Linked DNA regions of Homo sapiens: region 1 is linked to region 2. Evidence: chromatin loops called from intact Hi-C (ENCODE). Cell type or tissue: heart left ventricle. All regions are shown on one strand.

Region 1 (2,500 bases), 110 kb before region 2:
GATAATGAATGACTGCTCCGTGAACTGAGCAACCGCCCCTCCTGGGGTTACAGGCAAGCCAAACTCCAGCCTCAAAAGACCTTGTTACACTCACACCTTCCCCTTCTCCAGCCATGGAGACAGCAGCCTCCTATTTAACCTCAAATAGTTTCAGTGAGGGCTGAAAGAGTCAGGGACACGCCAATAAAGATGGCAAGGGCACGCAGGGCCCCAGGCTGGGAGTCTTGGCACCACCGCTGACCAACACTCTCAGCCTCTGTTTTGACTCTCTGCACTTCACACCCTCAAGCTTGGGGCTTGAACTCTCACCTCCTTTCTGTCCCTCCCTGCTGCAGTCTGGTCACTGTGTGTGTGTCCTTGGTCTTGGTGCACCCTAGGTCCCTTATACCCGGGTGCTTCTGTGCATGTGGTCCCCACTGTCCCTTCCATTTGGAATGTCCTTCCTTCCCTTCTTCAGGTCGCAAATTCTTACTCGCCCTTTGAGCCCTGCTCAAATGTCCATGTTAACCCTGCGAGTGCCTCAGGGAGGCCTCTTCTTCAAAGCACGTGGCTGCTCCTTCTGTGCTGCCAGAATATTGCTCACTTTCCTATCATATTTATTTTAATCACATCTCATCAGCAATCGGGGTCTGCCTCTCCCATCTCTCTCCTGGGCCTTTCTGAGGGTGGCCACTTGGTTACTCAAGGAACCAAGTCCCAGCACTTCTCTCTTCCCCTCTTGGCCTCAGGTTTCTCCTCTGTAAATGAGGGGGTTCAGACAGCCTGGGTGGAATCCTGAACCTCCCACCCTCAAGGCTGAGGAACACAGGAGAGCCAGAGAAAACTCAAAAGTCGGGCAAAGGCTGGCAAAGCATGAACTCTCCTCACTCACGGTGCTGCTGAATGCAGACCTCAGGGCCTCCTGGAGTCTGGAGACCATTTGCGTTTGGGGACCAGGCAGGTCTCCTCACCCCAGAGGCTGAGCAGCTGCCTAAGTTCTCTGATGTTGCTAAGCCATTGACTCACTCTGCAGCTCTGAACCCAGCCTTGACCTCTGGCCTCCAGCCGGCAAGCAAACTTGGGCTTGAACCAGGGACCTCCCTGGAAACCAGATGCAGCATCTACAAGGAGCTTCCCGGGCGGGGAGCGTGGCCCAGAACAATCTCTCGCCATATGACATCACCCTTCTCTCTTGTTATCCCTCAGAGCAGGACTGGGGTCATGGCCTGCCACACCCTGACCCAGGTCAGCCCCAGGGTCTCCGTGCTCTCACCACGGCTCCTTGTGCAACATGTGGCATGGAGGCTTCACAGCAGATGCCCCTGGGTTCTACGTCTGACTCTGCCACCTGCCAGCTATGTGATCCTGGACAGCGCTCTGGAGCCTCGAGTTCCTTTCTGCTCTTCATCTCTGCCCCTTCCCTGGTATTTCCCAGACCCTCAGTCTTTCAGAGGCCCCTTTTCCTGCCCTCCTCTGATCCCTTCTTCATATCAGGTACAATCAAAATAACAATTACCAAGAACCTTCGCTGAGAACCTTCTGCAGGCCAGACCCTGCACCAAGCAACTGGCATGGGTTCTTAGCCACTGCACACTTGCCACCACCTGTTATCTCCATTTTACAGTCAAGGAACTGAGAGGCATTCTAGAAAACGGCTCACCCATGGCCTTGCAAGGAAAATAACTGCCTGAATTCTCCCTGTTCTTCTTCAAGTCTTTGCTTAAATTTTGCTGTAACTGGTGTCTTCCCTTTTCCAAAGGGTGCTTACTGGGAGAAAAAAGCTTTGTAAGCTGTAAAGTGCAGTGCACAAGTATGCGGCGGCTACGTTAAGGTTTCACGACCTCCTGAGCTTTCTGGGTTTTGTAGTGCAGCTTTCTTTTCTTTTCTTTTCTTTTTTTTTTTGAGACAGAGTCTCACTCTGTCATCCGGGCTGGAGTGCAGTGGCGTGATCTCGGCTCACTGCAACCTCCACCTCCCAGGTTCAAGCAATTTTTGTGCCTCAGCCTTCCAAGCAGCTGGAACTACAGGCATGCACCACCACACCAGGCTAATTATTTTGTATTTTTAGCAGAGATGGGGCATCACCATGTTGGCCCAGCTGGTCTCAAACTCCTGACCTCAGGTGATCTGTCTGCCTCAGCCTCCCAAAGTACTGGGATTACAGGCGTGAGCCACCTCGCCCTGCCTGTAGTCCAGCTTTCTGACCCGCAGGACAGCCTCCCTGCTCACCTGGCCTCTCTGTGCACACCCACTGTGAGAGTGGCTCGCCATTTCCTAAGGCGGGGGCAACGCTTGCCAGGGGAAAGCACCGCTGGGTCCTTGTGTGTGCCTTGTGGGGCCTGCTCTGGGATTTCGGACTGTCTGTTTGCCTCCTCTGCCATGTGATGTCTCAAAGCCTCAGTTTTCCTGCCTGTAAAATGGGGCTGATGATCCTGGTCTTGCACGGCGGTTGGGAGGATTAATGATATCACATATAATGCAGTGGCAGATCGCGGGGTCTGCTGAAGCTTGCTTCTTTCAC
Region 2 (2,500 bases):
GCTACCGAGAAACCCAGGAAAATAAGACAATCTCATGGAGATGTGCAAGACACTCTGGGAGAGAGCTCAGAAATGCAAGTGGGCTCACGTCACTATTCTTAGCTGTGTGGCCTTAAGTGACCTGAGCCCAGTGGGACCTAAAATGGGGAAATATCTCTGCTATGCCTACTTCCCTGGACATTCAGACTGAAGATGGAATGGGCGGTAAAGTAAAGGTCTGTCCCTTGAGATGACCTGCCAGAATCTCAGGACTGGGGAAGCCAACAGATAGGCCTTCGCCCACCTTTCAGCCTCCTTACCTGCGGCCAGCAAGATAGAATTAATGAACTGAGTCACTGTCTTCTGAAACCGCTTCTTGATCTCAGCCAGGGCTCGGCTCATCTTATACACCTTGTCGTCCATGTTGCTGATTCTGCGGTTCAGCTGGAGAGGGGCAAAGGGGAGGGCGGGTGTCACCATCCCCTCAAAGAGCCAGCTGCCTAGTCCAGGATAACTAAGACTTGCTCCGGTTCAGAGGATGTGCTATTGCCTGCCCCCCTACCCCTACCTGGAACACACCTCTCTCCCTCTCAGCCCAGTGAGTTCCTGCACACAGACCCAGGCCTGACTCATGGCCTCTCCTCGGAGGGTTTTCCTTGATTCGACTGGGCAGAACTGCTTCTTGCTTTGAACTCTCATCATGCTCAATGCAGCTTGAAGATGGAAGTTAGCACTTTGCCAAGTGACAGCTGTGTTTGAGCCTATCTTTCCACTAGACTGCAAGCTTCTGGAGGGAAGGGACCGAGTCTTGGTCTCTTGTGTGTCTGAGTGCTTGTCATGCAGGTGCTCAGTAAATGCTATTGCATTCGTGAGTAAGTGGACGATAAAGCCTTCTGCAGAGCGTTCTCTGCCGGCCTCCCTCTGCAGTGGATGCTGCGGTGCATCCCCCAGGAGCCCCTTCATCCCTCCAGCTGTCAAAACAGTGGCTGCTGACATTGCCCAGCTGAGAACCTGCCTCTGGCCAAGGTTACAGAAGCTGACTGGTAATTGCAGGCCACAAAGGCCCAGGCCTCTTGTTTCCATTTGGGATTACGCTGAAGGATCATTCTGACTCCAGGGCTCCCCACGGGATCGCTGAGGCCTCTGCCATGGCTGCCCTCTCCCTCTGCCTTCCTTCAGACCGTCAAAGGGGCTGTTCCCAAGAGCAGTCTCCAGTAAACTCCTACATACTTGGTTCCATTCCACAGTCTGTTTCCCAGGAGACCCAATCTAAGACCTGCTCTGAACAGCTGGGGCATGTCAGTGGCACTGCAAAATCAGGCCCAGTTTCCAGAGGTATTTATATTCGGTCTTTCTCTCTAGGAAGCCTTCCCTGATTTCCTCAGCCAACAGCAACTGCTCCCTCTGCTGAACTTTCACACATGTCCCTTCCTGTCCTTTCTGCCCTGGGTCCTGGTCATTTTTTTTTTTTTTTTCACTGCCTTTGTCCCTAAACTCATTCAGCAACTTGAGAGGAAGATCTATCATTTCTACATCTCCCACGTAACATAGAGAAGGTAGGAAAAAAACTCTCTTCTGTGGAATTTAATCCTCAAGTGGCAAGAGTGGGGTGGGCAGTATCAGATTTCCTGATGAACAACAAAGTCAGCCCACGAGTCCTTCTTTATGCTGAAGGCAGGAAATCTATAAAGGATGTCCCCAACAAATGGCAAAGTCTCAACCATCCTTCTGATTCTTGGCCCCAGTTGCTGCTTCTGCACTCATCTTATTTATTTATTTGAAATTTATACTCAGCCTGCTTCCAAAAAGGACCTGAGGTGGCACACTGGGCTAATAAAGCATTTAAACAGAGGCTGTTGTCTCGCTTCCCAAGAGCTGCCTTGATGGAAATATTTAGTGAGGAGCCAGGCCTCAGGGCTGTAAAAGCTGGGACCGCCATTCTGCCTGTCTCTCTGATGGGTGGCTCTTTCCAGGGCAATGGGTGTCTGGGGAAGCCATTTAACAAGCTTCTCAGTGACAGGGACTTGGAGGGAGGAGCCCCAACACTCGGCACATTTTCTTGGAAGCTCCTTGCAGCTCTCACGGTCCAAGAATGCAAGATGAGCTAATTTTCTAAGCCTCAGGATTTCATGTAAAATATCCTGAGATGCTTAACCACATGGTTAAGGTCAACATTTGGAAATCCTATTACCCACAAGAAAGCATATTTACTCATTGTTTCTGTTTATCTTGTTAGAATGTTGTCATACATAGTACACATGCTTGCACTCTCGAAAGAGGTTATGATCGGAACACTTTTTTGGCAAGTCAATCTTGGTCAACATCAGCTTCTGCTTTCTATAATGCAGCACTGTTTTCAGAATCTGTCTCAATGTATTGGTCTGTTTGTCCCTATGTTACATTTCCTTAAGACAGTTATGCTCTTTGATTTACTGTGTCATTTTAAATAACCTCTCAGTCTTCTACTGCACTGCCAAACCATGCCTTGATAAGCTTCCCTTAATAGAGACTCTACCTTCTA

The links. A loop is a pair of places that touch in the nucleus more often than their neighbours do. Peaks named below come from ENCODE experiments on the same cell type or tissue, not always from the same donor. Only the 100,000 strongest peaks of a DNase experiment are listed, where the experiment ranks them.
Region 1: a loop joins it to region 2, with 3 times the contacts of the local background. A loop is called at or near these places in 1 of 110 quality-filtered maps.

The regions. Positions count from the first base shown.
Region 1 is chr3:14,834,881-14,837,380 of GRCh38, reverse strand. All of the region lies in intron 1 of FGD5 (FYVE, RhoGEF and PH domain containing 5), which reads right to left. Among named protein-coding and RNA genes, the nearest start is that of FGD5, 17 kb to the right of the region's middle. In heart left ventricle, no CTCF peak of the experiment used is centred here; a DNase peak (open chromatin) is centred at 1,060; H3K27ac peaks cover 1,713 bases.
Region 2 is chr3:14,724,824-14,727,323 of GRCh38, reverse strand. C3orf20 (chromosome 3 open reading frame 20) reads right to left here. Exons shown (of 17, transcript NM_032137.5): 11 at 300-423. Among named protein-coding and RNA genes, the nearest start is that of C3orf20, 51 kb to the right of the region's middle. In heart left ventricle, no CTCF peak of the experiment used is centred here; a DNase peak (open chromatin) is centred at 1,013; H3K27ac peaks cover 1,633 bases.